Linked DNA regions of Mus musculus: all the other regions are linked to region 3. Evidence: chromatin loops called from intact Hi-C (ENCODE). Cell type or tissue: left cerebral cortex. All regions are shown on one strand. Links, peaks and the distances in the headings refer to the core of each region. The heading gives the core; the rest is flanking DNA. Region 1 holds the start of Ltc4s (leukotriene C4 synthase). Region 2 holds the start of Mgat4b (mannoside acetylglucosaminyltransferase 4, isoenzyme B). Region 3 holds the start of Maml1 (mastermind like transcriptional coactivator 1). Region 4 holds the start of Hnrnph1 (heterogeneous nuclear ribonucleoprotein H1). Region 5 has its middle 6.8 kb from the start of Mir804.

What was found. Hi-C counts contacts between places; a loop is a spot of excess contacts. Peaks named below come from ENCODE experiments on the same cell type or tissue, not always from the same donor. Only the 100,000 strongest peaks of a DNase experiment are listed, where the experiment ranks them.
Region 1: a loop joins it to region 3, with 6 times the contacts of the local background. A loop is called at or near these places in 13 of 42 quality-filtered maps.
Region 2: it touches region 3 in a loop (4-fold over the local background); 13 of 42 quality-filtered maps call a loop at or near these places.
Region 4: a loop joins it to region 3, with 4 times the contacts of the local background. A loop is called at or near these places in 15 of 42 quality-filtered maps.
Region 5: it touches region 3 in a loop (3-fold over the local background); 12 of 42 quality-filtered maps call a loop at or near these places.

The regions. Positions count from the first base shown.
Region 1 is chr11:50,233,970-50,239,733 of GRCm38, reverse strand. Mgat4b (mannoside acetylglucosaminyltransferase 4, isoenzyme B) reads right to left here. Exons shown (of 15, transcript NM_145926.3): 12 at 5,573-5,651; 13 at 5,403-5,490; 14 at 5,212-5,324; 15 at 4,631-5,128. The coding sequence ends at 5,105. Ltc4s (leukotriene C4 synthase) reads left to right here and starts at 1,202. Exons shown (of 5, transcript NM_008521.2): 1 at 1,202-1,356; 2 at 2,294-2,393; 3 at 2,470-2,540; 4 at 2,636-2,717; 5 at 3,022-3,273. The coding sequence starts at 1,299. The coding sequence ends at 3,163. In left cerebral cortex, for the core only: CTCF peaks have their summits at 2,825 and 3,031 (motif pointing left); DNase peaks (open chromatin) are centred at 1,146, 2,958 and 4,037; H3K4me3 peaks cover 2,008 bases; H3K27ac peaks cover 909 bases.
Region 2 is chr11:50,222,540-50,228,303 of GRCm38, reverse strand. Mgat4b (mannoside acetylglucosaminyltransferase 4, isoenzyme B) reads right to left here and starts at 2,969. Exons shown (of 15, transcript NM_145926.3): 1 at 2,565-2,969. The coding sequence starts at 2,661. Gm36556 (a long non-coding RNA gene) reads left to right here and starts at 3,083. Exons shown (of 2, transcript XR_388620.4): 1 at 3,083-3,490; 2 at 3,693-5,764. In left cerebral cortex, for the core only: a CTCF peak has its summit at 3,049; DNase peaks (open chromatin) are centred at 3,043, 3,295, 3,727, 4,209 and 2 more places; H3K4me3 peaks cover 3,066 bases; H3K27ac peaks cover 2,561 bases.
Region 3 is chr11:50,288,949-50,294,712 of GRCm38, reverse strand. Maml1 (mastermind like transcriptional coactivator 1) reads left to right here and starts at 2,377. Exons shown (of 5, transcript NM_175334.3): 1 at 2,377-2,987. The coding sequence starts at 2,652. Canx (calnexin) reads left to right here. Exons shown (of 15, transcript NM_007597.3): 15 at 1-756. In left cerebral cortex, for the core only: CTCF peaks have their summits at 3,022 and 3,226; DNase peaks (open chromatin) are centred at 1,303, 2,265 and 3,167; H3K4me3 peaks cover 2,959 bases; H3K27ac peaks cover 1,583 bases.
Region 4 is chr11:50,375,131-50,380,894 of GRCm38, reverse strand. It overlaps Hnrnph1 (heterogeneous nuclear ribonucleoprotein H1), which reads right to left and starts at 3,217. Exons shown (of 13, transcript NM_001347487.2): 1 at 3,093-3,217; 2 at 2,468-2,604; 3 at 1,272-1,427; 4 at 931-1,074. The coding sequence starts at 2,564. In left cerebral cortex, for the core only: CTCF peaks have their summits at 2,346 and 3,672; DNase peaks (open chromatin) are centred at 2,410, 2,905, 3,282 and 4,338; H3K4me3 peaks cover 3,902 bases; H3K27ac peaks cover 2,491 bases.
Region 5 is chr11:50,361,809-50,367,572 of GRCm38, reverse strand. No RefSeq gene overlaps it. Among named protein-coding and RNA genes, the nearest start is that of Mir804, 6.8 kb to the right of the region's middle. In left cerebral cortex, for the core only: a CTCF peak has its summit at 2,808 (motif pointing right); a DNase peak (open chromatin) is centred at 2,818.

The DNA.
Region 1 (5,764 bases), core at 418-5,417, 55 kb after region 3:
TCTGAGGGCAATAATGAACAAAGAGACCGAAGGGGTTCTGGGGAGTCCACAGGGACCAAGGCCTCAGGCAACGAGGACGGAGGCTGGCTGTGGGGAAGCAGAAGCTCCCAAGGGTGACCCTGTCTTATGACACCCATGATATGGCCAAGCTGGCTGCAGGGACAGGAGTGTGGCCTAGGACCTGTTAGTTCCCCAGTACACGCTCCTCTCCTGTCCTGTGCTGGTTCACGCCCTTCACCTATGGCTCCGTCCACTCTTCCAGATGGATCTGGATTTTGCCACTGCTGACCAAATCTACCTCAAACCAGCTTCATCGGAAAAGAGAAGTGGCTATTTCACAAGGAAGAACAGTCCAGGAGCACACACCACACAAGGTGGCCCCCAGGGCTCGACAACAAGAGTTTCTCAGCTTCTGTACTCTTAAGCTTCCTTTCCCAGACTGCTAATGGAAGTTTCCAGAACTGGGTCTCTCTTCTGTCAACATCGGCACACATGACTACACCACAAGTGTGGCAGTGGTGGGGAGTTGTCAGCTTTGTCTGGTGTGGAAAGGACTAGGCTAAGGAAGGGAAGGGTCAGTGCCTGGAGCCAAGTAGGATGCTGGGCAAATACACCAGCCTAGAGACAAGTATTTCCCCATAACCAAGGATAAAAAATATCATTCATGAGCCTTTGGGGCTCTGAGGGGGATGGGCCTCAGGATGCCAAGGAGGAAGAAGAACATGGGTAGGTCCATTGTGGCTGGGGACACCTGGACATTATGAAGCCATAGGGAGTTGGGAAGGGTGTGTCAGCACTAGACATTACAGAGTAGCCCTGGATGGGAATACAGACCCAGTCATCACTGGGGTAGGGGAAGTCAGGGGTGGGAGTCCAGGAGCCCAGAGCCTAGGGTAAACCCTGGATGAAGGGGAAGTCTGAAAGGCCAGTGGGAAACTACCAAGGATGCAGGGTCTAGATGATATGGTAGCTGGAAACACACAAGGCTAGAGGGGGCATGGGTGAGCAGTCAGAGGGAGCCTGGGTGAGCAGCATGAGTTCCGCCACCACAGGACTAAGCACGGAAAGGCCAGGAACAACTGGAAGGAAGTGGTCAAGCTGTCCACAGCACTGGTTTCTACCTTCCCAGCCTGGCCAGGCTCCCTGCCTTTGTGGATACAGTCATATCCCCACCCCTCCCCGCCTCTACTGCAAAGGGGTGGAGAGCGCCGAGGCTCTTCCTCTCCTGGGCCAGCGTCTGAGTAGCACACTGGGCGATAAGAAGAACACCAAAGCTAATTCTGCCTGTGGCTGGCAACATGAAGGACGAAGTGGCTCTTCTGGCTACCGTCACCCTCGTGGGAGTTCTGTTGCAAGGTGGGCTGGCTCCTGTCTGGGAGGTGGGTGGATCTTACATCCTGTAGTCTGCTCTCTTCAGGCTCCTGGGGTAGGGAATTGGGGTGCTGGCAGGCCCAGGCTCAGGAGAAGGACAGGAGGCTTCTAGGCTAGCCTCCTGGTACCAAGGTCCAAGCAATTCAAGAACTGTTGGAGGGCCAAAGTTCCAGCTGAGAAGTCCCCACTTCCCTGGAGCAGGTATAGACACTCTCTAAGGAGTGTCTACAGGGGAGGACCAGGTGAAGGATGGCCACCCTGCTGAGGGGCCACTTGAGGTGCCTGCCTTGTGGTGGGAGCTGGTATCTGTTTGGGAGTGCAATACAGTGACTAGTGGAATAGCTATGGGCTTAGGTTGGGAGAGTCCCAACTCCACGCATCTGGAGCACAGTATCTGCCAGATTTAAGGCTGGGTCCATGATGTCTAAACAGAAACTGAGACAAGAATTTATGCTATTGTGTGGTGGTACTGAGACCCAAGCTAGACTGACTCTGGCTTGTGGCAGAGTCCCTTCTGGCTGATTCTGTAGAGGGGAAACCAGGGTCCCTTAGCCACAGAACGTGTGCTTCCTTGTTCCTTAAAGAATACAGCCAATTTTGCCCTGGTCCATTGCCTACGCAGGGGGTCCAGACCTGCAGAACGGGAGGTAGGCATTTGCCTGTGCTTTGCAAGTCAAATCGTTCAGGAGTAAAGTCTTCTAAGGTTCCTCCCACCGGCAGGTGTTTCAGCCGCGCATCACCCTAGTCAATCAACCCTCAGGCCTACAGGGCCTCTCCATTGAACACCACTGATGGGGCAGGTGGGAGAAGGGCATTAGAAGAGAGTCGCTCAGTGAGAGGCAAGGAGAGGGGAACTAAGGGACGGATCCCGCTCCAGATCTGCGGAGCACCACACCTGACTCCCACACCCCCACGGCCGCAGCCTACTTCTCCCTACAGGTGATCTCTGCACGAAGGGCTTTCCACGTGTCGCCGCCGCTCACCTCTGGCCCTCCCGAGTTCGAGCGCGTCTTCCGAGCCCAGTGAGCGCGGCGGGTCCGGGCGGGTTCGGGTGTCAGCCAAGGTGAACCACGCGCTCACCCAGCCTACCCCTCGCAGGGTAAACTGCAGCGAGTACTTTCCGCTGTTCCTCGCCACACTCTGGGTCGCCGGCATCTTCTTCCACGAAGGTGCGGGGCAGCGTGGGGGCACACTTCGGGGGTGGGGGTGATCCCGGATGGCGGGAGCTCGTGCTCACCGCGTCGCCTTGCATCGACTCTCGCAGGAGCCGCAGCCCTGTGCGGACTGTTCTACCTGTTCGCGCGCCTCCGCTATTTCCAGGGATACGCGCGCTCAGCGCAACTCAGGTAACTCTGGCCGGACTTCCGGGAAAGCACTGCAGGGGAGGGTCGCTCCCCAACGCCGCTCAAAGGGTGGGAGGCGGCGATCGGCCACAGGGGACCCATGGAAAGAGATCTGGGGACAGCGGGTGGGCGGACCTAGCCCTAGCGAGCCGGTGTAGCCCGGAGTGGGAGGGGCTTGAGCCTGCGGGGCAGGCCTAGTCTGGAGGGGGAGGGCCTAGGCCTGGGGGCAGTCCTAGCATGGAGGGGGCGGGGCCTTGTGTGGAGGCGGGGGGGGCTTGGCTCCGCTCCCGCTGAGCGCCACCCGCAGGCTGACTCCCCTATACGCGAGCGCGCGCGCACTCTGGCTGCTGGTGGCGATGGCTGCACTGGGCTTGCTAGTCCACTTCCTCCCCGGCACGCTACGGACTGCGCTCTTCAGATGGCTCCAGATGCTCCTGCCGATGGCCTGAGGCGAAGGCCCTCCGAATCAGCAGAACTGGAGATCTTCGAACAAAACGCTGGGGTGCCCGCCCCCGAATCCCAGTTTTTAATTAAAGTTCCCACGACGGTTCCGTCTGCATTCTCTGGGTCTGAGAGGGTCGCTTACCGCAGCTTGGAGAGCCCAAACCCCAGACAGATGCAGCCAGGCTTTGGGAGGCTTGGATAGGCCAGCATAGGCAGGCTTGGATTCGTTCTTATCACTGTACTGTCTTCTAGACAACACCTTGCCTGCGCAGCTACCTCTGCCTTGACATTTCTTTCCAGAGATAGCCACCCCTCACCCACCTTTCTGTACTTGGGGCTCACCTTCCTCTCAAGCTGAGCCTCAGGTGTTGGATTCTATCTTGTATGCCTTCGTGTCCCCCAACACCCAGCCCTGACTTCCCAACTAGAACCTATCAAGTCTTTTCCTAAGTGAGATCTGGGTCCCTGTTTTTGATCAGTGCTGAATCTCCAAATAGAGGTTCAGGACACCCCAGCTAAGGCCACACAGCAGTGAGTGTGGCCAAAAATGTAGTCAGTGATAGGTTCTCTCAAGTGGATCTCTGGATGTTTGAAGAGGACCGGACTTAGGTAGGCCTACTGACAATACACCTCAAAATGACTTTTAACCTACCTGGCCAGCAAAAATGCTCTTAAACAGGCCTAAGAATGTGTGGGAAAGCCCTCCGGCGGGTGGAGATGGCCATTTATTTTAGAGATGACCACCGTATGAGCCAGGCGCTGTGGTTCTGAGTTGCAATCCTAGTACTTGGGAAGCTGAGGCATAAATTCAAGGCCAGCTTGAGCTACAGTGAGTTCCAGGGCTCCCTGACTGTCTCAGTCCCTTTCCAACAGTGTGCCTCCCCCTCATTCACACACACCAAGATCCTATTATATGAGACAAGCTGGGACAAAGATACTAAGGACTATGGGGGCGGGGTAGGGAGAAGGGGAGGAGATGATGTCAAATTGTGGACACCACCCCCCCCCACCCCACCCCCAGCACTCAGGGGCTCAGGTCTGTACAATAGCTGTGCTGGGTTATGTGATGCTAGACCAAGAGGATCTGAGAACTCGTTGGACGAGAATTCCTATAGGATAAGTAGACACAACTTTGGGTGCATGAAACCCCCAGTTACAGACTCAGTGGTCACGACCTTCCTGCTAAGTAAACATGACGTTACGTTGAGGTATGCCAACAGACACTTGACATGGTAAAGGAGGGTCTGGGACTTAGTCCTTGGCATGACAGAGGTCAAAGTCATCTTCACCAAGTAACCTGCCAGGAGCCAGCCAATTGTGGGTAATAGTCTCGCAGCACAGGTGAGCCAGCCTTCCCCCTCCCTATCCCCACCACCAGCAAGTTTTGGGAACCCAAAATGATAGGCCAAATACAGGCAGGCAACATGCAAACGCCTGGCTAGAACTGGGAACATTCACCTATGAGACACATACTTCATTAACCCTTTATTACAAGTCACGCTCTTATAGAAGTATATGCGAACTTACGTGAAAAAATCAAATGTATCCAAGAATAAAAAACACAGCACATAAAGTAGTGTATGCATTCCAGTGTTTGCGCCGCACACGGCGGGCACCCAAGAAAAAGCTCTTCTAACGGCCCGGCTCAAGACCACCGGCCAGGGGCAAACGGTTCGGTTCAGTTCTTTTTGGGCGGCAGCAGGCCGGCCCTCAGGCACAGTGTGGGGGGCCGCCTGCCTCTCCCGCGGCCCGGCGGGCAGGAGCAGCACCAGCTTCTGGGGCCTCCGGGCCAGCGGTGAACCCCAGGCCAGCCCGAGCCGCCTGCCAGGCAGAACCCTCCAGGTGGGGTGGATATGCCTGGTCCTCTGGGGCAGCAGCAGCAGTAGCAGCGACACCCTCGGAACCGTGGGCTCCAGAGCCGGCCACAGAGCACCCTTGGAAGCCTTCTAGTCGGCCTTTTTCAGAAAGATCTGGAAGAGTCGGGCTTAGGATGAGCAGGAGTCTTGGGACTTCTTATGGTCTAGATGCTTAGTCCCATCCCAGCTGATCTTACCTCACTCAAAATGACCCACACCGGGGAGTCAGTCTGAATGGAGAGACGTAGTGCTTCCAGGGGGCCAAAGGCAGGATCCACTTCTCCTTCAGCTACACCCTTGTAGAAGGAGCCTGTGGGAGCGCGGTGCCTAGATGTAAACACGAAAGCAACACCCAAAAGCCCAGCCCACACAGGCCCGCCCTACTCACCAATCTGGAGGTATCCATCTGGGCTCCTAGGGTACCGGAGAGTGGCTGAGCGGCCTTCCTGAAGGGCCTCCTTCTCTGACTGGGGGTTCTAAAGGGCAAAGCAGCAGGGTTGAAGTGTCTGGCCAGAAGGAGGCGCTGTCAGCTCCCACCCACAGCCGGCCCATACTCACATCAAAGGGCAGCACCTCCACAGAAGTGTTGAAGAGCTTATCTTCCGGGTGCTCGATGTTCCCGCTTCGGAAGAAGAACCTACAGATGCCAAGCAGGCCTGTGAGCTGTTGTAAAGATGAGGTACTGCCCAGACCCACTGTCCAGGCCCAGCAGAGAGAAGGGCAACGCCTGGGCTAGAAATATATTAGATG
Region 2 (5,764 bases), core at 301-5,300, 66 kb after region 3:
GACCAGGCTGGCCTCAAACTCAGAGATGCACCTGCCTCTGCCTCCCGTGTGCTGGAATTAAAGGCATGTGCCACCACCACATGGTCATGGGTTGTTCTTAAAGCTAGACCATCCTGGTACCCCACATCTCTAGTGGGCGGGATAGTGAGGTAGGTCAGTGGTAAGGGCTTGGGGACTCTTTGGTCTCTCTGGGTACCTGGAGCATGTCAGGATAGGCCTTCCTAGGAAGCAGAGGATTTTGGCTTCCATGCCTTCCAATCCCAGGAAAGCAGGCTGGACCTAGCCCCAGGTGAGGACTGCAGCAGTGACCGTGCCAGAATAGACTCCACGGGGTGTGGAACATGTGATGCCCTACAAGCAGGGTAATTAACACACCCTGAGGACTACAAACCACAGTGTTCCACCTGGCTCTCTCTTGGCAGAGAAAACAGATTTTGGAGCCAAGCTGGGGTATAAACTTTGTATATGTACTTAGAGGAAATAGGCTCAGGGCCATAGGAAGACCGCAAGCCCAGCCCAAGGTCTGCTGTAAACCTGCAAGGGGGAAGGGAGTCGAGGTGGAGAGTGGCAGGTGTCCACTCTGTCTCTGGGTCGTGCGGTCCCCAAGGACTCTAGGAGAGCAAGGATCCAGTGAGAGCGTGGCCCTGACACTGAGAAGGACTGTGTGGCTCTGTCTCCCTGAGGTCCAAGCTCTGCAGCTGTTTGGCTGAGGCTATAGTTTGATTCCTGAATGTCTGGCTGCTTCAACAGATAAAAGCCAAGGTTGGATTTGAACCTGAGTCCTAAACCCTAGGTGCACCTGGCCAAGTCTGAGTCTTTCCCACTCTTAACCCAGGCTCTAGGGTGACCCCTGCTTCTGCTGCCTCTTTCCTCTCTGGCTCCCCGCCTACATCCTCCCTTCCGGTTCTTTTGCTCTTCCCCTAAGTACTGGACCCTCCTCTCCTGAGCCCCATATCCGCTACAAAGTGGAAACCAGCTTCAATCTAGTGGCTGACTAGCTGAGTTTGCTACTGACTTGTCTGTGTGGAAGAATGAGAAAGGCCCACAGTCAAGATTCCTGACTTCTAGTCAGCTGGCTTTGCTGGATACCCATGGAAACAGTACAGCCCTGAGGCTACACTCAGTCACTTCTCTCTCTCCATGCATACAGGGCTTGTCCTCAGGAGGAAGAACTCTGTATCTGAGCCCTACTCTTCTCTGATCTTGCTCCCCAGGCCCTCAGAATGCTAGTCTCCTGGCTTGCTCCCTCGGGAGGTATCCTAACATCAGATGGAGACATGTGACTGTCATAGGAAGCACACGGGACCACTACCAAATGAGGATGAGACACAGTCTAATGGCCCTAACCACAATGGAACAACCTGATCCCAGTTCTTCCGACACGGCTCCACTACAGCCCTCATAGCTTTCCATGGCTACTCTCCCAAGGGCTCAAAATGTACCCTTCTGGATGCCACACCCTACCTTCAGAGAACCGTCCCCTGGCCATACCCTCCCTTGATAGCTCATTCCATCCCACACTCTCTCTGTGCCAGGCCCTATCGAATCTCTCCTTAGAGTTCCTGACTTGTGATTCTCTCAAGACCAGCCCAGACCTCCACTACCACTAAAATAGGGAAAGTGCTACAGGAGGTGAGGCTGGGCTGAGCAGGCAGGAGCCTGATGCCAGGAGTTGGACTTGCCACAGGCCTCTTCCTGGACCTCCCCTTCCCCGTTTAGCATAACCTTTGGGAACAGAGAGCCTGCTTGAGGGAGGGAGAGAGCTAGCCCACCTCAGCCTGATATGACAGGAAGAACAGAAGGCAGGCAGGAAGGAAGCAGCTCAGAGTCTCCTGTGTCCAGGCTGGGTGGATCATGGTCTCTGAACTCCTCAGCTCCCACTCAGTTTAAACCATTCAACCTAGCTCAGGGGGCTTCCTAGCAGTGCTAGGACCTGTGTCCTTCTACTCCCAAGACGGCTGGCCAAGCTGGGAGGCCATAGTGTGGACTGGCCAGCAAGCCCAAGCTTCGAAGCTGCACCAGGAAAGGCCAAGGAAACCCCACAAAGTGATCACATATCAGGGTTTCTGGGCTAGCTATTCAAGAGGCCCTACAGAGGAACCCTGGGGCTCGGTGCCATGGAGGAGGCTGTAGGCCCCCAGGGAGCAGCGCCCACGGGAGCAGGGCTGCTGCAGAGCACAACAGTGGATGGGGCAGGGAGATGGATACCTTGGCTCTATCTCCTCACCTGTCTCAACAATACTGTGCCAGCTCTTGTCCAAGAGCCTGCACCAGGTTCTCTGGGTACACTACCTCTGTGACCTTGTGTCTCTGCCCCTCTGTGGGAACTCCATAGGTCCTTAACTTGCCAGTGGAAGCGCCCGCCCCTGGCATGGGATAACCGCAGGCAGAGGCCAGTCCCGAGCGCCACACGGAGGCGGGGATCTGGTAACCACTCGCTCCCCTCGGCCAGGCCTGACCAGGGAATTTCGTGATGCCAAAAGCAAACAAGTGGGGCGAGCATGGGAGAGGCTCAGGTGCTCCCGGTGCGGGCCTGAGCAGGCGGCGGCAGGGTGGGGGCTCACCTTTCTGGCCGCTGAGCGCTGCGTACCAGGAGAGCGAGAGGAAGGCGCACAAGCAGAAGAGCAGCAGCGTCAGGAAGGTGCCATTGCGGAGCCTCATCTCCCCCGATGCGCGGCGGGCGCCGGCGGGGCCGAGGCCGCATGGCCCGGGGGACCGGGGCCGGGGCACGGGGGCCCGGAGGCGGCGGGGGCCCCGGCCCCGGAGCGCGGAGGAGCTGCGGGCCCGGGAGAGGAGGCTACAGGCAGGGCGGGAATGGGGACGGGGGTGGAGGGCGCGTGCGAGCTGCTCCTCCGCGGTGCGCGGTGCTGGCGGCCTCGATCTGAGGCTGGGCCGGGGCCGAGCAGGGTTGGGGCAAGGCGGCAAGAGCCGCGGCCGGGCTGGATCCGGGACCGCCGCCGAGTCGACGGGCGAAGGGCGGGGCGGCCGGGATTTAAAGGGGCCGCATCACTCGCCGCCGCTGGGAGCACCGCGAGGGGGCGGGGTAGGAGGCCAGCTCCCGGGATCCCGGCGGGCCCGCCTTGGGAAGGTGGCACGCGCGTGGAATAGCGCGCCCCAGGAAAGTCGCGGCTACAGTGGTGATGAATGAGGGTCAGCTATTGTGCAGCAGGGACAGACGGCGGAGATGCCTGTTCCCCCAAGTCTCCTTTCAGAAGATCCCATGAGCAAGTCCCTACACCTAGACCTTCAAGCCCTCCTCCCGACAGAGAGGATCTGGCATGGGAGGGGCCCGCTGTAGCCGAGCTGAGGTTATCTCTAGCTAGCAGGCTAGCCAGAAAGTGCCAGCTGCTCTCTCTTGCGCCCACCAGTACTCCCTTCTCAGGGCATTCTCTGATGTGCCTCGGAGAGTGTGCTGCGGACCGGGGGAGGCGCTCCTACTCTATCGAACAAGGACAATGGGCCGCTCTCAGGAGTAACAGAGCCGTTGTTTGTAGGTGGAGAGCACCCTCCGGAGCCCAGCCGACTAGCTTCCCGGTGCCAGGCATGCTGTGGGCGGGAGTCAGGCTCAACCTGTAGTTTAGAGGATCACGGGTCCGCAGGGTGACCGGGGGCGGGGGCGGGGCGCCTCTGGTTCCTATTTGTACAGCGGCGCCTAAGACTTTATTGCTGTCTCTTCTTGCATCTTATTACAGACTTCCCTCCATGCCTCTGCGGAACCAGGAACTGGACACACAATGAAAGGACTCACTGAGCCAAGGCAGCCTCGGGGCATGCATTTTGGAAGCGCCAAATCTACTTCCCTTCTTGAGTCTCATCACCATTCAAAATGGAACCAGAAGCTACTTTGTAAAATGGAGCTACTACCTAAGAGCAGAGTGGTGACGGCTACTAAGCCTGAGTTCCATCCCTCAGAATCCACAGGGTGGAAGGAGTGAAATGACTGCTGCAATTGGTTCTCCGATCTCTGCATGGTGTCTATGGCACGACAGTGCCATCCACGTATGATGTCCTGAAAGACCCTGCTTGGAATGACCGTGAGCGCGTGCGGGGGTGGGGTCGGGGGGAGGGGTGATCACACGCTGGGTGGGTGATGGTCTCAGTAAAGTAGAAGCTGCAGTGGTGATCTCACATACACACACACACATACATGCACACGCTTGCGTGCACAATAAAGTGACCCATACCCAGGAGGCAGGAGGATCCTTATGAGTTTAAGGAAGGCTTGGTCTACATTTAGAATTCTTGGCTAGCCAAGGCTGCATACTAAGATTCTGGGGGCAGAGTTGGGGTGGGGAGCTACAGAAGGCAAGGCACAGTCCAAAAGCCACTGTTTTACAGTTTGGAGTGACTTAGAGCAAAGTACAGCCTGATCTTGTTGGAACCTTCTGAGGGGAAGTATCCTGGTGTGTTGTCCTGTTTTCATAGGAGTCTTCTCTGTGGTGCAAAAAATAGTAGGTCTTCATTTTAGTCATATAAAGTTTTAATTTTGTTTAAAAGACAAAACAACAACAACAGTGGAGCCAGTATAGTGTGTGACATGCCTCCAATGCTAGCAGCCAGACAGCAAAGGCAGGAGCTCTGTGAGCCATACATAGTGAGCCCATGTTGTCATTCCCCAAGCCCCCAAAACAGTTTAAGACCAGCTTGATATACATAGAAAATTTAAAATTCTGAGCCAAGTAGAGCTATACAGTGGAACTGTCCTAAAAACAAATAAGGCTAGAGAGGTGGCTCCGTAGTTAAGGTACTTAACCGCTTGCTCTTCCAGAGGACCCACCCCAGTTAGGTCCCCATCAGCTTTTACAGGTGGCTCACAGCTACCTGGAACTAAGGGAAATAGACACCTCTAAGCTCAGTGTGTAGGCATGCACATACTTAAAAAGAAATCTAGAAATCAAGCAACAAAAAGTATATTAGAGCTGGAGTATAGCTGAGTGGTGAAGCACTCAACATCAACTAAAGTGGATGACTTAAGGAAGATGCTATAATGATTAAACCAGTGGATCTGAAGGACATGGACTGTAGGTGAGCACACGGATTTCCCCTCTCCCATTGCTACCTTGGAGTAGGGGAACAGGAATAAGAGAAGGTCCCTGATGTCTAGGGAGCAGAGCCTCTGTAGAAACAGGAAATTGGGGTTAGGGAGAGCCCATGTCTCAGGAGCAGGACCTCACAGCAGCCTGGCTACCTCCAGCCTCCTCCTTTGAAAATGGCAGCATTGTCTGGCACGTGTCCTGTTTTCCACTGTCTTTGCCTTTGTAGTAATTAATTAATCCGGGCCTGCTTGCCACCTAAAGTCCCTTCAGACACTTCCTAGCTCTGCATGTCGCCTTGCAGCTGGCAATATACCTTCACCTGAGGTTCGGCATCAGGTCCTAGGGACCCACTCAGGGAAAACGGAGCCATATGGGCCCAGAGAAATCCTGCTTTCCCTTTGAAAGTCAGCTGGAGGCCTTTCCTCCTTTGTTCTAGATTTTCACACAGTGAAAAACACAGTCACACACACACACACACACACACACACACACACACACCTTACTTTTTCAGAGTCAGTGACTCACTATGAAACCCTGACTGGCCTGTAACTCACCATGCAGACCAGCGCTGGGATTAAAAGCCTGTAGACACCCAGCTGTTATGATCACAGCCTTCAGCCCATGTTCTAGGACAGCCTTTGGAAGTAGTCTAGGGGTCCAGCCCTGGGGGTAGTCAAGAATAGAGCTAAGAGAAATAGAAGATCTATACATGATTTCACTAGCCTTCA
Region 3 (5,764 bases), core at 547-5,546:
TATATATAAACACTCTTCAGTGTTTATATTGGGGAAATACTGGGAAAGAAATATATTTGTTAAGGATGAAGGCTGTATCTGTTGTCTTTATAAACACTGGTTCATTTCTTTTGAGGGTGGAATGCATTTTTCTTCCTGTTCAGTGCTTTATCACCATCTGTTGTTTGTGGTCACAGTGACCATAGCTATGTAGCGGACGTTTCCAAATGTATAGAGTGAAATAAACAGTTACTAGCAAGAAATGAATACATGTCTGCAGGTTTCTCCTTGAAGCAAACATGGGGATGATTGCTTTTCTAGAAATCGGTTTATCTGTTTCATCATTCTACATTGACATTGTTTTGTGCCTACTTTATATTCACCCAGGCTGTACAATGACAGGTTTATTTATGTCACTGGTGGTGGTCATTGCCTTTTTGGGTCCCTCTTCCTCCCTCAAGGTTCCATTGAAGCTCCAGCCTCCTTAAATACCTGACTCGTTAGTAAATGATCAGCAGTCTTCAGCTCTTAAAAAAAGCGTAGAGGGCAGGTATTGTAGCTGAGTAGGTAGAACTGCTAAGCGTGTGCAAGGTTCCGTGGGTCTGATTCCTGGCACTGAATTAAGATAGATAAAGGCCCTTATATTCTGATTTTCTATGCTGGACTCCTTGTTGTAAAATGTCCATGCCAGTAGTACTCTTCTATTGTCCACTTTTCAGATTGTCACACTGCTAAATGACATTATATTAAAGCCCGTGTTAAATATCTGTATCATAACACTGAATGTTTTTACTGTTTGAATAATGGTTAATTTAGTCTTTTCTCATAGGAGACCTTAATTTAGTTTTGTATTTAAGTGATGGTTTAGTCATTACCATTGTGTAAAATGGACCTCAGCCCAAAAACTTTTTCATTGCTGGCATTTGAACCAGTGCTCTACCACTGAGCTACACCCTGTCCTCCTAGATACTATTCTTTAGGATATATATATATATCTTTTAACAGCTTTTATTAGAAAAAAAGTTTCTCAGGCTTCATATTTGAGGATATTGGAAGTCATGCCCAGGATATTTTGTGTTTTAGGTTGCGTCCTGAATCCATACACTATAGAGTTTTGAAGATAACCTTGCACTTCTAACTGGGCGTAATGGTGTGATCAGAAGCAGAGGCAGGCCAGCCTCAGACAATATATTTGAGGGCAATCTGGGGTACCTGACACTACAGTTTAATGGTGGGCTGGAGAGTTGGCTCAGCAGCTAAGTACCCCACTGCTCTGCCAGAGGTCCTGAATTCCCAGCAACCACATGGTGGCTCATAATCATCAGTAATGGGATCCGATGCCCTCTTCTAGTGTGTATGTGAAGACAGCTGCAGCGTACTCATGAGGTCCTGGGTTCAGTCCTTCATCACTGCATACAAAAGCTGCTGGTTTCACTTGAGTGCTGATTGTAATGCTTGGCACTGGGAAGAAGCAGTGCTCACTTATCTTTGCCACTCCCGCCACCAAAAACTTAGAATTCCTTTTTCTTATTTTAACTCCATGTGTATAAAAACACTTGGCTGTTAGCTTTTTTTCTTTGTGATTTTAAAAATAAAACTTTAATGAACTCTAGTAAGAGGTTAAAGGGTGACATGTTTGAGTGGCTCGTGAGGTCTTCTATTGCAAAGCCTCCCAGCATCTCCTATGGCAGTTTGGGTGTCAGTAACCATCCAGAACATTTTTTGGTCCTTTCCTGGCTTTTTACCTTCGCTCACTTGCTTGCTAGTGGCATCACTGGAACCCAGTGCTTTGGATTGGATTTTGAGTGACTCAATTTTATATATCAGTCGGTTTTTAAGTGTATGCCCCTGTAGATCTAAATAACTCCAGTCCCCAGTATTGAGGCTCTTTCCCACCCTCACCCCTCCAAGTAATGAGCTATTGCTCACAGTACCAGTCAGTGATAACTATCTCTACTAGGTCGCTCAAGCTCAAAACAATTCTGATCAATTACGTGGCTGTATGTAAAGAATGAGGTCGGAAATGGCTGACCTCGAAATAGTGTGGGTGGACTAAAAAGATAGACAGCTTTGGACATCTGGGTCTTAAGGCTTCCACCTCACTCAGACTTAACCCGCGTTCCTCACGAACCCGGAAGGGACTGCTTTCAGGGGGCGGTGTTCAGAAAACGTGGCTCTTCTTGGATAGGTTCCCGTCAGTCACAGTTCACTCTCCCGCACTGAGCCCGCCTCGGGCTTCCCTCCTCGCCAGAGTGTTCAGTTTAAATACCCGAAAATTCCTGACGTGCTTGTCCCCCACGCCCTCGGGCAGCGGGTTTCCTTTGATTGGCTAGAGCTTCGGTCCATCAGCAGTGACGCAGAGTTCGCCGGCCCAGGCCCCGCCCTCTTCCGAAAGCCCCGAAAACAATTTTAAGATGGCGGCGGCAGCGGCGCGGAAAACAATGGGGCAGGGGTATAGCGGACAGGCCGAAGCCTGAGGCGGGCGGTGTTCCCCGGCCTGGAATCGGGCCGAGCGGGGCCGGAGGAAGACCCGCCGCCGCGCCCGAGCCCGCTCCACAGCCCGGCCGGACATGGCGCGGGCGTGAGGCGGATCCGGGCCGTCAGAAGCGGAGGAACCCGAAGTGGCAGCCGGCGCCGGGAGGCCCGGGCCCGGCCAGTGCCGCCCGCGGCCCATGGTGCTACCCACCTGCCCCATGGCGGAGTTCGCGCTGCCGCGGCACAGCGCGGTCATGGAGCGCCTCCGCCGGCGCATCGAACTGTGCCGGCGCCACCACAGCACCTGTGAGGCCCGCTACGAGGCTGTGTCTCCCGAGCGCCTGGAGCTCGAGCGCCAGCACACCTTTGCCCTGCACCAGCGCTGCATCCAGGCCAAGGCCAAGCGCGCCGGCAAGCACCGGCAGCCGCCGGCCGCCGCCACGGCCCCGGTTGCCGCTCCGGCCCCCGCCTCGGCCCCGGCGGCCGCGCGCCTGGACGCAGCGGACGGCCCGGAGCACGGCCGCCCGGTCGCGGTGAGTAAGGCTGGCGCCTGCCACAGCAATACTCACTCCCGAAAACGCCTCTTCCGGCGCGGATCGGGCCTTGGGGAAACTTTCCCGAGCGCCCCCATTTCTTAGTCTGGGTCCTGGGAGGTGGCTAACATGGCAGGGCGCTTGTCATCTTCCAGAAGTGGCACTGCGGTGTACTTTGGGAAAACGTCCCCTTGAGGACTTGAGTGAAATCGGGGCTGGAAAAGCAGGAGGTTAGTTGCTGGTAGGCTTTTCTCCTAAACTTAATTTCCAATTGATGAGAACTTCGTCTTGGAGCAGACCCGCGTTGGAGTTGCCTAGGATGTAGGGCGTTCTTGCACCGTAGGCCTGGCCTCGCTTAGTCTGCAGATGTTGATTGGATCTTTGCTTCGTGGAGGTTAGTTAGGGCTTTAATATGGAAATAAGTCTCCCTTCAGTTGACAGTATCCCGCGGTTTCGGAATGGAAAATTGAAAAGTCTTTGGAAGCTTCGGTAAACGGAGTTGCTTAAAAGGCATTCGTTTTCCCCCAACCCCCGCAAAAGGGAACTTTGGAATTTGTGAACGCCTGATTCCTGCTATATTATTGACAGTTCCAAAATTAACCTACTAAGCCTGTTAAAAACCTCTGATAATATTAATAGTTGTTGAACGGGGGAAATGACGTTACTTGTTGGTCAGCTGTGCCCTTTGGTTTTTAGTAGCTAATCCCGAGATTTATTGGTTAGAAGTTTTGCCTCCCTGAAACTGATTTATAAACCGGAAACCTGTGTGGAGGGGCGGGGGAGGGGAATGGGTGTTACAAAATTCTTGGTAGTTTAAAAGTAAAATTTTACAACACTTAAGTTGTTTGGTAATTCTAATTTATGTCTTCATTGTCTCTCACTTGGGCCGTTGTTAAAACTCTTCCCTAACTGGTGGTTAGTCTTTCAGTCACTTAATACCCTTCCTCTTGAAATGTTAGAAACCCTTCTGTTGCTGGAGGGAATTAGGTTTAATCTTCGGTTGGCTTTCGGAGCCAGCCGGAGCTAGCCTGTCTTTTCATGTGCCCCACAGGGCTATTGCTTTCCTTCCTTCCCACACTATCCCCGCTGCGAGACCACACGGCAGAACACACCGGTTCTGACCCAGCTGCTCGAGTCTTCTCATCCTCACTTTCCCGCCTGTAAATCGAGGGTATGTTGTGCGCCTTACAAGGTTTCTTGAAGCAATCAAATGAGTATGAGGTTAGGTGTGGTTGATTCCTGCCCAGAGGTAGGAAGGAGGAAAGAAGAAATGACAGTGGATGTGATGTGAACAAATTTCTCAAACTAAACGGCTGCTTGCAGGATCTTTCTCAACATTTTCAGAATCCTGCCGTCCTTCCAGCCACAGCCTACCTTCATCTGCAGTTAGTGAAAAACCAGCCCACAGCAGAATCTCCTCTCTCAATACAGTTATGAAGTATATGTATATGTGTGTGTGTATGTATGTATGTGTACATGTTTCTGGTTTGGTTTGGTTTTACTTCTTTTTTGTTTTTTGGTTTTTTTTTTTCAAGACAGAGTTTCACTGTACTCTCTCTCTGGAACTCACTCTGTAACCTCAGACTCAGAGAGATCCACCTGCCTCTGCCTCTGGAGGGCTGGAATTAAAGGGGTACACCACCACTGCCCAACTTACACCCTTTGTTTTTAGCACATAGTCACATATTACTTCAACCATACTGTGTCTTGCCAAGTAGACTGTAAGCTTTGGAGCCTGAAAAGGCTTGGGCTAAGTCCCATTCATATTTTAGGCCATCCATATACTTGTTGAGTGATTGATAACCAACTTGGGTGTGCTTTACCCAAAATGACTTTAACTAACATCTTTCTTGAAAGATCTCCACCTTTCCCCCAGTCCCTGTTGGGGGATTGAGCCTAAGACATTGTAATTATTGGTTGTCTTAGTTGGAATTTCTATTGCTATGAAGAGACACCATGACCACAGCAGCTTTTCTAAAGGAAAACATTTGATTGAGACTGTTTTATAGTTCAGAGGTTTAGTCCATTTTCACAGCGGGAAGCATGATGGCATGCAGGCAGAGCTGGTGCCGGAGAGGAGGCTGAGAGTTCTACATCTAGATGTACAGGCAGCACAAAGATATGGTGACACTGGGCCTGGCTTGAGCATCTGAAACCTCAAAAGTCCACCCACCATTACATACTTCCTCCAGCAAGACCACACCTCCCAGTAATGCTGCTCCCTGTGAGCCATTTTCATTCAAGCCACCACACTGAGTACTGTTTAGCCACCAAACTACACTGCTAACCCTAAGGAAAGACCTTTGAGGGCAGTAGGTCGCCATCCCAACTGAAGTTGATTATGAAAGCTCATAAGAAAAACTTACTTGTACAAACTGTCCTTCAACATCTTCCAGAAAGAATATTAATAGTGCTTGAATTTCTGTTTAAAATTATGATAAAACTTATAGGATTTACCTAATTTTATAATTTTTAATTTCTGACTCATTAGAGAAAAATTGAGTTCTCATCTAGTGTTTAAAAAAGAAATGTTAGCACTTGAATCCAGCAGGTTGTACATGTGTATGATCCCAGCATCTGAAGCAGAGACAGAAGGATAACTGTAAGTTCAAAGCCAGTCTGGTATATGTAGCTAAGCTAGGTGGGGCTATTTAGGGAGAACATATCTTAAAGGAAGGGGGGGGGGGAGGGGAGATGGCTCAGCAGTTAAGATCACTTGGTGCTCTCATAGAGGAGCCGGCTTGGTTCACAGCATCCTCTTGGCAGCTAACCATCTG
Region 4 (5,764 bases), core at 471-5,470, 86 kb before region 3:
ATTCCGTCTATGAAAAATCCTTCCCGTGGATACATTCCCAAGCTTACAAAAAGGCCTTAAAGCACTTTCCTAGAAGATATGAAATTATGTTCATATTTAACGTTGACAGATAGCATTCAATTCTCACCAATTTAGATAAAACAAAACAGACTTGATTTCAAACTATAAAATATTACAAATTGATACATATATAAAGTTCTAGTCAAAGTTCTAATACATACTATGCTAAAAACTATTAAGATATTTGATTAATTCTGTCTATGTCATCAAGAGTATTAATAGTACTTAAAATATACAAGATTTAACATTCTGCTAAGCATGCAAATCCTATCAGCTCTTCAACATAAAAACATTCAAATACTTTAGGCCCAGAACAACTTCAAAAACTTCTATACTGCTTTCATATTGAGACTACAAGCATTCAACCTACACTTGCTACAATTTACTTTTTTGACTTCTAATAGGCTACCTAAGCCAAGTTCCTTTCATAACAATTTTCATACAGAGAATTACACTAGCTAAAATATTTCTGGTCCCATGACGGAAAATAAGTTATAACACCATAAACTGTAACAATCTAGACTCACACTAATCTAATGTTAAAAGAGCTTACCTTTAACTTGAAGTACTTTGCTAAACAGCAATATGAGGAAGTTAAGATGGCTGAGTAGAATCCTCAAAGGTCTACTCTGAACTACAATACTAAATATAGGCAAAGTTAACACTTTGGAAATACTTCTAATTTCCACCTTTAAGATGGGCTTAAGTTATTTGAAGGTCTCCAGGAAGAAAATGTGAATTCAACAACATATATTCAACAGCCTACTTTAAGTACCTAGACTATTCAACTTTTTAAAGGTCTACTAATACTAATTCATGTCGCCAGAAGCTGCCATACCTCACTGCTCAGCAACAAACAGGACTACATACCTGAGAAGAACTGAACAATTTCTTCCTTGCTACATCCAAAAGGGAGTCCTCTAAGCCGTACAAAGCCATCATTGGCTGTGTCAGGACTATTTGGACCAGTATGCTTCAACACCCAATCCATTTCAACGTTGTTTGACTTGAATACTGAAAGAGGTGCTTAGAATTAGTCAATTAAGTTGGAGAACAAAGTTCAGATTTCCTGGGCTTTTAGATAACTAGGAAGAGCTGCCATAAACTCCCTTAGATGACCATTTCCATGCGGTCAAATACCTAAAATTCAGAAGGGGTAAGACCTCTATGTGTTTAAACGTTTACTGTTACTAGGGCAATGTAAATCAAACCTTCAACATATCTGTGTCCCATAGTTTCTCTGTCTTTTTTCAAGGCCAATTTGACTTCATCTTCTGATTCAAGTTCAACAAAAGCCTCGCCACTTGGTCTGCCTTCTCTGGTGTAGATGAAACGAATACCTTGAGCCCCATTTTGAATTTTGCAGTCTGAAAAGAAAACAACGCTTAATACAGGATTTAAAACCACTACAGATAAAATGCATATTCCTGTCATCACACACACCAAAAAAAAAAAAACATGCCTAAAAAGACTGACCAAGCAGAACACGATCAAATTATCTCATATACAGGATATATTCCTAGTCCAACAAGGTAACTCAATGCTCAAAAATAGTTCAAATGGAGCAGGGCAGTGGTGACGCACGCGTTTAATCCCAGCACTGGGGAGGCAGAGGCAGGCGGATTTCTGATTTCGAGGCCAGCCTGGTCTACAGAGTTCCAGGACAGCCAGAGCTACACAGAGAAACCCTGTCTCGAAAAAAAAAAAAAAAAAAGTTCAAATGAAGCTACCACCTTGCCTCTAAGTTTCCATTAACCATCTCTTGGTACACTATCTCAGAATAATCTCATCTGGATCTGGTGACTTCACAGCATTTTCTTGTTTGGGTACCATGTCAGCTTCCCTCTATCAGCAACCACATAACAATTTCATTCAAATCCAAACTCCAGCTCAATATTCATCCGAAAAGGGACCAATGTTAACAACTAAAGGCTCCAAGCTGCAGTTCAACTCAAACCCGGACGGCAACGGCCCCCTGCAATTGCTTGCAGTATACTTGGGGCTCGATTTACAGATCGTTTTCTGTTACCACAGCTAAATTCAGATGGTAAGGTCAACACTACAAGTACCTTTTTACAAAACCTTACACGACTTGAGAAGAAATCACATCTTTCCCTACTTAAATTTTTCTTAGACTACTCCAGAATGCACAGATTGATGCATAGAGACAGAAAAAGTTTTAAAAGAAAACAAATTCAGCAGGGCCACCAGCATCCCCAAGGGGGTTGGGGGGGGTGCGGATTTCGCAATTACCATTGCGTAACAGCGGCCAACAGAGCGCGAGCCGCCTGGGGAAACCGCTGGTGGCCGCGACTCGCTAGGGGGCGCCCGGGAGACCCGCCCCGCCCCAACCCGGCCCGGCCCGGCCCAGCCGCGGGCCCCACTGACAACTCCCGCCTCAACTCACCAGAAAAAAAGCGCTGCACTTCATCCGCGGAGCAGGACCAGGGCAAGCCCCGGACCTTCACCACGAAGCCCTCTCCGCCTTCTGCTCCCAGCATCATCGTCCCTTCGGTGGTCCTGGCGTCCACACAGATTGCGGGGCTGCGGGGTGGGGGTGGGGGTCAGGAACGCGTCTGAGAAAACAGGCATTTAAATGGCCCTCCCACTTCACGGCGCACAGCGGGCACCGGGCGCCGCCATGCGAGTCCCGCCCGTCAGGATGCCTGGGCCCCGGAGACTCAAGCATGCAACCCGGCCTCGGCTAGCGACCCGATGCCCAAAGCCGCCCAGTGCGCCCAGGGCCGAGGCGCCAAGCTAATAAGACCCTGGCCCACAGCCACGGTTGAGACGAGGAAATGGCGGCCGCCGCTTCCGCTCCGCCTCCTCAGACATCTCACACAATAGAAAGCGGCGCGGCCTGCAGGCCTAGGCGGCGCTGCCACGCCGGCGAGACACTCGCGGCTCCCAGGGGCAGCCTGCGCCTGCCACGGCCCCTCAGGTTAGAACCTAAGCTCAGCGACAAGCAATCGTCACCCAAAGAGGTGTCCGTGGAGAGCTCGGGCAGCAGTCGAAGACGGAAAGTCACTCACCTCCACAAAAAGCCTCGGCGTGGCTGAGGAGAAATGATAAGCGGGCGCCTGCGCAGGCTAAATAAAGCCCTTCCAGCAAGCTCTGCGCACGCGCACCCTGTTGCCGGCCCCGCCCCACTTGCGTCACAGAGAGATTGGACGCATGCGTATTAAGAAACCCCGAGCTCTCTCCCGCCGTCCTATTATTACACGCATGCGTTTGGGCTCAGCCCTCTTCATAAACTGACCGAGGTGTTTTTGGTTGTTTTTTTTTTTTCTTTCTGCGCCTGCGCCTTTTTGCAATTATTGCGCTTGGCGTCTCAGCGGTTTCTTGTTTTACTTAATGCGCATGCGGCTACCTTCAAACCGTTCTCTAGACCTACCCGCCGGAGTGGGGGAGGGGAATGGCGCTAATCAGCTCCCCGCAGGGACTGGGTAGTAATCCAGAGTTCGTTCAGGTTTGCAGGGGCGGTAGTTCTACCCTTAATCCGCAGCTTTTCATCCGCGCTCCTGTCGGTTTTGAAAGACACCACGAAGAAAAGGAAGCCATGCCCTTTCTCCTCAGAACGCGTAGGAGCTGGAGGGCCGGGTTGTGCCAAACCTCCTCTGGGTACCGCCCCGCCCCCTGCGCCCAAATCCCCGATCTCCGTGGGGCGCCTGGGACCAGTCCCCTTACCTGCCCGCTTTAGGGGGTCAGTCCCGACCCACATGGGCTGCCAGTGCCCGAGCTAGTCCTGTACCCCACTTTGCCTAACGGACTCGCACTCTACGAACCCCTCGCCCTTGCACGAGAGGCGCTCGGTGTGCGGCGCCTCGCGAGGGAAGGCTGAGACTGCCAGGGGCGCGAAGGACGCAGCCCCAGAGCGCTGCGCCCGACCGACCAACGGGCCTCTCCCAAGGTGGAGACACGCCCGGGTCATCCCGTGTGCCCTTACAGAGGTAAATGGGTGACGTTTAAGAGAATTCCTGCAACATAGCAGAATACGGATGATGTCCCGAGTTTCTCCGAATCTGACTGACCTACCCTAGAAATTAACAATAAGAGTTATTGTTTGGGCGGTGCCACGGTAGGTACCACAATTGGTAAGCCTCTGAAAGCCATCACAAGAGGTTACAGGCAAAAATACGCTTTTCTTTCAAGTGCAACATTGAGGAGGCTAAATCCAGTTTGAACAGTTTGTTTTTTAAAAGGGGGGGGTGTCATCAAAGGAAAGGTGCAGAGACTGCGTGCAGAACTCAGACCTTTTAAGTCTGCGCAAGGGTGTTAAGTAGAAGGGCATCACAAGACTTCAAGAGAGCAACAGGAGCTGTGTAACGTGAACCTTCAGGTGTAAGGGAAACTCGGATGAGACAGGCTGGGAGAATAACTGCACATGACCTCACCTGCAAAGGATCTATCTAGAGGAGACAGAAAACACTAGTTTAGATCATCGAAAAGTGAGAACTCCCAAGTCTCCAGGCCAGGAGGTGGGTGAAAGGCAAGAACACAAGCCCAGCCGAGGAGAACTGCAACTTCAAGACTTGCCTGAGCAACAGAGTGCGTTCAAGGCAGCCTGGGAAATTTACTGAAAGCCTGTCTCAAAAAGAAGACAAGAGAAATAGTAGTGGTAGAGAGCTTGCTTAACATGTATATTTCCCCCTACATGGTCTTGGGACATGAGATTGATTACCAAGAAACTAAGATTACTCTTCTTTAGCTAATTCACACCATTTGAGAGCCCTATACTTATTAGATGACCTGCGATCGTTGGTTAGATGTATGGGAAGAGCAATGCATACTAGAAAGGCTTTGAGCAAACCAGTCCTACCACTCAACTATATTTTCACACACACACACCGTTTTTTGTTTGAATCATCTTTTTTCACTTTGCACAGTAATGTGCCTGTAGTCCCATCTACTTGAGATGCTGAGATGGGAGAGTCACTGCAACTTAGCAATCCAGGTCTCTCACCTGAAGGGGGGGAAATGTTTCCCTTCTGACAACACAACCACATTCCTACGATGTTTCTCTAAATTCTATTCTAGTTGTATGGGAGGTTATTTTTCCATCGTAAGAGAAAAATGCAGTGTATAATCATAGATAAAAACTTTTATCTTTCCTTATTGTGTCCTTTCCTTATTGTTTTGAGTCCTGATTGCACACATCCCAGGCCGGCCTCAAACTCCCCTTGCAGTCATGCATGGTCTCAAGTGTTTGATCATCCGCCTCCAGAATGACAGGATTAAAGTGTGTGTGCCACCACACGCAATGAGGATTTTCTGGTGGACAATTGTTTGGCAGAAGGCTCTGAGTATTTGTGTAATTTCTAACAATGGAAGGATTTGAAGATCCTTTTGTGTACAAGGGCTGCAAACGCCTGACTTTCACTACATGGGCTTTCCCTTTCTTTTAATCCTTACTAACTTAATACTGGGACTATGTAACTATCTGTATCTGATCACGGGAGCAAATGCTACATCATAGCCATTCCCTTTGATGTAAATTGTCCAACACAAAGCTTCCTCACAGAAAAAGTTCAGCTTCTGGGCCAGGCATGGGTTGCACACATTTTTAATCACAGCAGAGCATTCAGGTCCCAGGAGTTTTGAGGCCAGTCTGGACTAATTAGTGCCTCTTCCCTTTTTTTCTTTCTTTCTTTCCTTCTTTCTTTCTTTCTTTCTCTCTCTCTCTCTCTCTCTCTCTCTCTCTCTC
Region 5 (5,764 bases), core at 488-5,487, 73 kb before region 3:
GATATTGACAGGGTTTAGCACAGACCACAGATGCCCACATGGCTTCATCATGGCCTGGGGCAGCAGCACAGAACACTGATACCAGCATAGTCTCTGGGGGAGGTATGGACTATGGAGATCTTTCAGGGAGATCCAGTGCAGGAAATGAACCACTTTTCATCTTGGACATCCTGCTATTGCTCAGAGCCAAGGTGACCGTGCAGCAGGGGATTGGTCCAGGGGCTGAGTCTGTGCAAGCTCCAGGCTGCTGTCCACCACGCTGCTGACCCTACCAGGCAATGACATGTTCCTCCATCGACTGCAGCCTTCTCTCTCGCACACCTGTCACAACTGTCCTGTCTCTAGTTCCACCTCTCTCTACAGTGCACACACCGCTCTGCTCCTCCATCTTTCCCATCATGTATTCATTCACTGTAGTGGCATTGGAAGCTGTGTGTGTGTGTGTGTGTGTGTGTGTGTGTGTGTGTGTGTGCGTTTGCCCAAAGAGCTTTACATGCAAATGTTCACTGTAACAATGAGTCATTGGCCTAGTTTCCAGTTTCTGATGCATCACCAATAACTGGACCATTGCTGAGTCTCCTCTAGTCCATCCTGCTGTTGCCCAGAGTCTTGGTGATCCTGTGGCTCTCTCTGGTTCTGCAGGACTGGCTCCTTCACGTGCTCCAGCAATTCATAGATGGAGTAGATGCTGGGGAGTGGACCCACGCAACATGCTGAATCTCGACCTGAGTGGTAGCTGAGTTGGTCTCAGGCTGACAGGGACCGCCTGGCCTTCAGCTGCCAGGTCAGATGTTCTTCTCTTTAGTCAGTTAGTTTGGTCATAGCTACACAGTAATTAGTATAACTAATACAGGAAAATATACAGGCATAGTAATTAATATAGCTAATGCAGTAATACATACCATATGGTTCTGCACTTCTTGGCTAGATTTTTCTCAAATGTCTTACTTAGAATGCTGTTTCTAGATGGCTCCCCTCCTCTGATACAAGATATTATGTATTTCAAACTAGCCTGGAACTTGCTATTTAGCTGAGGATAACCCTGCACTTTTGTTTCTTCAGCTTCCTTCTCTCTGGTGTTGGGATTACAGAGGTATAACACTATGCCCACAGTTCATGCAGTGTTGGATATCAAACCTAGGACTCTGTATATTCTAGGCAAGCATCCTACCAAGTGAGCTAGCCCCCCCCCCATTTTCCTGATCTTTATTTACTTATTTGCTTCCTTGCTTTTGTTTTGTTTTTCAGGCAGCCTCATGTAGCCCGGGCTGCCCTCAAGCTCACAAAAGCAAGAATAACTTTCAACTTCTGATTGTCCCGTCTGCACCCCTGAGCACTGGAATAACGGGTACACACACTATGTCAGCTGTGCTGTCCTAGAGATGGGACAGCTGGGACTGTATAATTTGGGCTGTGGTGTCTGTTCACAGTGGTGTGCAGCCATCACCTCGCTGCCACTGAAGCTGCTCATTTTCCTCTGACAGAAACCCTGCGCTCAGTTTTTTATAGGTTTACTCCGTTATTTCTGCTCATAGTACAAGGGTACATTCAATTCCTCATGACTGGGAAGAAAGCAGGACCTTGGATTAGCTGCTAGCACTTGGGTTTTGCCAGTTTATATCTTTAAATATCAAGACAGTAGAGGAAGGCCAGGCGTGACCGAAGGAATCGGGCATGAGAGGCAATGTCTGATGCAGTCTACTGAGTCAATTAGGACCAAATTGATAAGAGAGGTAAGGAACACGGGCCGAGCTAGGCTTAGTGTTTGAACACCTTTAATCTTTGCACTCAGGGAGCACAGGCAGGCAGATCTGTATGAATTCGAGGCTAGCCTGTTCTACCTAGTGAGTTCCAGGATAGCCAGGGCTGTTATACAGAGAAACCATGTCTCAAAATCAATGAACCAATCAGTCAATCAATCAATTGTGGGGTGGGGAAATGGCTCAGGGGCTAAGAACACTTGCTTTTCTTGCAAAGGATCCAGGTTCAATTCCTAGCACCCACAGTATTTCACAATTATCTGTAACTTCAGTTCCAGGAGATTCAATGCCCTTATCTGACATCTGCAGGCACTGCACCCACCTGGTCTTCCCCCATCCTCTGCTCCCTCAAATCTTTTTAAAAGTATCACATTCCTGGGGCTAGAGAGATGGCTCAGCAGTTAAGAGCACTGGCTGCTCTTCCAGAGGTCCTAAGTTCAATTCCCAAAACTACATTGGTGGCTCAGGACCATCTATCTATAAAGGGATCTGATGAGCTCTTCTGGCATACAGGCATACATACAGAACAACACATACATTTAAAACACACACACACACATTCAGCATCTACACATAACATGCACCCACACATACCAACTTTCCCCAGTTGTCTTACATGTTTTGCTGGCCTGTCACAGGGCAGTGGTCACAACCTGTTTCTCCCCTTTAACCTACACATGTTCTTGCAAGTCCTTCTGTTCCCAGATTGTCAGGTTGTGTTTCCTAGTAGACTGCTCGTCTGTTTTCCCCTCATAAGAGCTGAGCTCCTCAGGTGGGGAGATGGCTCAGGTGGTAAAGCTCTAGTACAACAAAGTTCAGTCCCCAGAACTCATATGAAAAAAAAAGCCAGGTGTGGTGGCATGTTCTGGCAGTCCTGGTGCTGGTGAGGCAGAGACAAGAAGATCTCTGTGGCCAGTTGGCCTGACCTACTTGTCAAGTTTCAAGCCGAGGAGAGACCTGCGTTTATTCCATTTTTATTATTTTTATGTGTATGGGTGGGTTTTGCCTGAATGTAAGGCTGTCACATACATGTAATACCCATATGGGCCAGGAGAGGGCATCAGATCGCCTGCAACAGAGGTAAAAGTGAGAGTGTGTGGGCTCTCAGTGCTGAATCCAGGTCTTCTACAAGTGCTCTTAACTGCTGAGCCGTGTCTCCTAAACTAGTTTTTATTTTTTATCATGTTTTTACTGTTTGTTTTCCATTTAATTATTTGTTTTTTTGAGTCAGGGTTTGTGTAGCCCTGGCTGTTCTGGAACTCACTCTGTAGACCAAGCTGGCCTCTAACGTACAGAGATCCATTTGCCTCCAAGTGATGGGATCGAAAGCCAGTGTTGTCACCCCCTGGCTAACTAACAGATTTTTACGATGAATTTCGCTCCTGTTTCTCGTGTCTTGTTAACCCAGGCTAGTCTGAAAAATTGGAAATCCAAAACACTGCAAAATCTAAAATGTTTTTGAGTGACTTAATTCACCAGAACAAAAATTGGCACTTTCATGGTTTGGATCTGCAATGTTCCCCAAAGGCCTTCAAGCTTGTTGTGTAGCAAAACGTTTCCTGGGGAGATGCAACACACGTGTGCTCATCCCACGTAGGGAACCCGAAACACACCAGAGTACAGGTATCGCTGAAGTCCAATCTGGTGGAACCAGTGAGTTTTATTGTGATGACTTACAGGAATATGGGTGAGGGGTCATTAAGGAGCAGACATGACTCAAAGACAGCTGCATCACCGAAGCCCAGCCCCAGCAAGAATGACAGCTCACAAAGCTGGGAACCTGGAGCACACTGCACAGCCTGCAGGCCACTCAACAGGCTGGAGAGTAGCCTTGCCAGGTCCTCTGTTGGTCTCAGCTTCTTCCAAGGTAGCTCAGCTGGTGTCTGCTTCCTCCAGACAGCTGGTCTGGTCTCAGAGTCTTGGAAGCCTTTCTCCTCTGAAAGTCTCTGTGCAGCTCAGCTTTTGTTTATGGGAGAGGGACTCTCATCTTTTATTGCTTACTCTGGCAGGGAGGGGCCTAGTGAATCTGGTCCATTTCAGGGACTTCCTGAAGCTCTTTGAGTTGTTTACCTCCCTGCTTAAGGAGCTTCCCTGCAAGATGGAATGTTTCAATCTCAGAGGAAACTTACACAACATAGCTAAAGACTGTAAACCTACAGGGAGGAGTCTTTAGGGGGTGGGACCTAGAAGGAGGCAGGAGGTCACTAGCCCTGTATCCCCCAGGGCATGTTGGATCCATCCTCTCTGCATTCTGACATCTGAACACAGCGGCTCCTCCAAGTGCTCTCACCATGCTACACTGTGCAACCATAGGACCCAGAGACTGTGGCTGAAACCTCTGACACTGTGGACTGGAACAAACCTTCCCACTCTGAGCTGTTATCTCCGAGCTAGGGAGATAGTTTAGTGGGCAGGGTGCTTACCTGGCACTGGAGAAGCCCAGAGTCTGATCCTCAGGCCTGGATAAATCAGGTGTTGTGGTGGTACACACCTGTAATCTCAGCACTTGGGGAACTGGGGCAGGAGGATTGCTGTGATTCTAACCAACAATAAGAGGGCTACCGAGTGCAACCTGGTTTTAAGGGGGAAAAAATCAAATAGGGGCTGAAACAGTGACTCAGTGGACCTTAGTTTGATCCCTAGAATCCACAAGGAGGCTCACAACCCATGCAACTTCAGTCAGGGGATCTGAGGTCCTTTTCTGGACTCCACAGGGACTGCACACACGTGATGCATAGTCATACAGGCAAATACCATATACATTGAATAAATTACCTCAGGCTACACTATGTGTATGAAATAAAATTAAGTTCTTCTTTAGACTTGAGTCCTCTAAGACACCTCAGTATGTATACGGAAATGTCTATAAATTAAAAAAGAAGCCTAGCCTGGTGTGGTGGCGCACGCCTTTAATCCCAGCACTTGGGAGGCAGAGGCAGGCAGATTTCTGAGTTCAAGGCCAGCCTGGTCTACAGAGTGAGTTCCAGGACAGCCAGGGCTATACAGAGAAACCCGGTCTTGAAAAACCAATAAACAAACAAACAAAAACTAAAAAAGAACCCAACACAGGGCTGGAGGAATGGCTCAGTGGTTGAGAGCATCTGTTGCTTTTGCAAAGGGCCTGGGTTCAGTTCCTAGGTGGCTCAAAACTGTTGGGGGGTTGGTTCTAAAGCTTTGTCTTATTTTGGCTCCAAAGAGCTGGGCTTCCAGACCTGAGGGTCCCTGCCCCTAGCTGCCTTCAATTGATAATAAAAAATTACCAAACAGGGGAAAAGCTGAGCGCGTGCCCGAAAAGCAGCAAGCAAGGGAAGCATGGGGGAAGGGCCCGCGTGGGAAGACTGCAGTCTGAAAGCTCCATGCTGCATGGTTGAAGATCAGATTCCAGGGAGATTGGAGTGCACGCCCCTTCTCCCCCAAACCAGAGTCATCCCCAGCAGCAAGGGCCCCCAAGCTCTCTAGCACGCATGCGCACTTCTCGACCACAGCCCCGGGCGAGCTCCTGCCTCCCCTCCATGTCCTCTCCCCTCCACACACTGACCCACACTCACTATGATAGCTACGGGTTAGAAGGTGACAGTGACAGGAGCAGACACCGGGTCCCAGTTGCGTTTCCGGACAACTAAGAGTCGAGAATGTGGATCAGTGACAACCATGAGCACAAGGCAACCCTAAGTCACATGCTAACAATGGAGGAAGGCAGAACATAGGTCCCCGTGACACTGCCAAGCTACAGAAGCCTTGGCCTGCTGCATTGATTGAGCACATTAGTAATAAACTCAGAGTCACCGATAATGCAACGGTGACACAATAGGGAAAGAAGTCAATGCCTTTCCCCTTGGTGACATTTAACCAAGAGTGAGCCCAGACTTGACTTCTCTGCTTGGTTTTTCCTGTGTATCCTGTGTCAGTGCTCCTGTGTGTTTCCTAATACAGTGCGTTGCTCTTCCTTTAAAAAAGGAGAAGAAGGAGGAGGAGGAGGAGGAGGAGGAGGAGAAGGAGGAGGA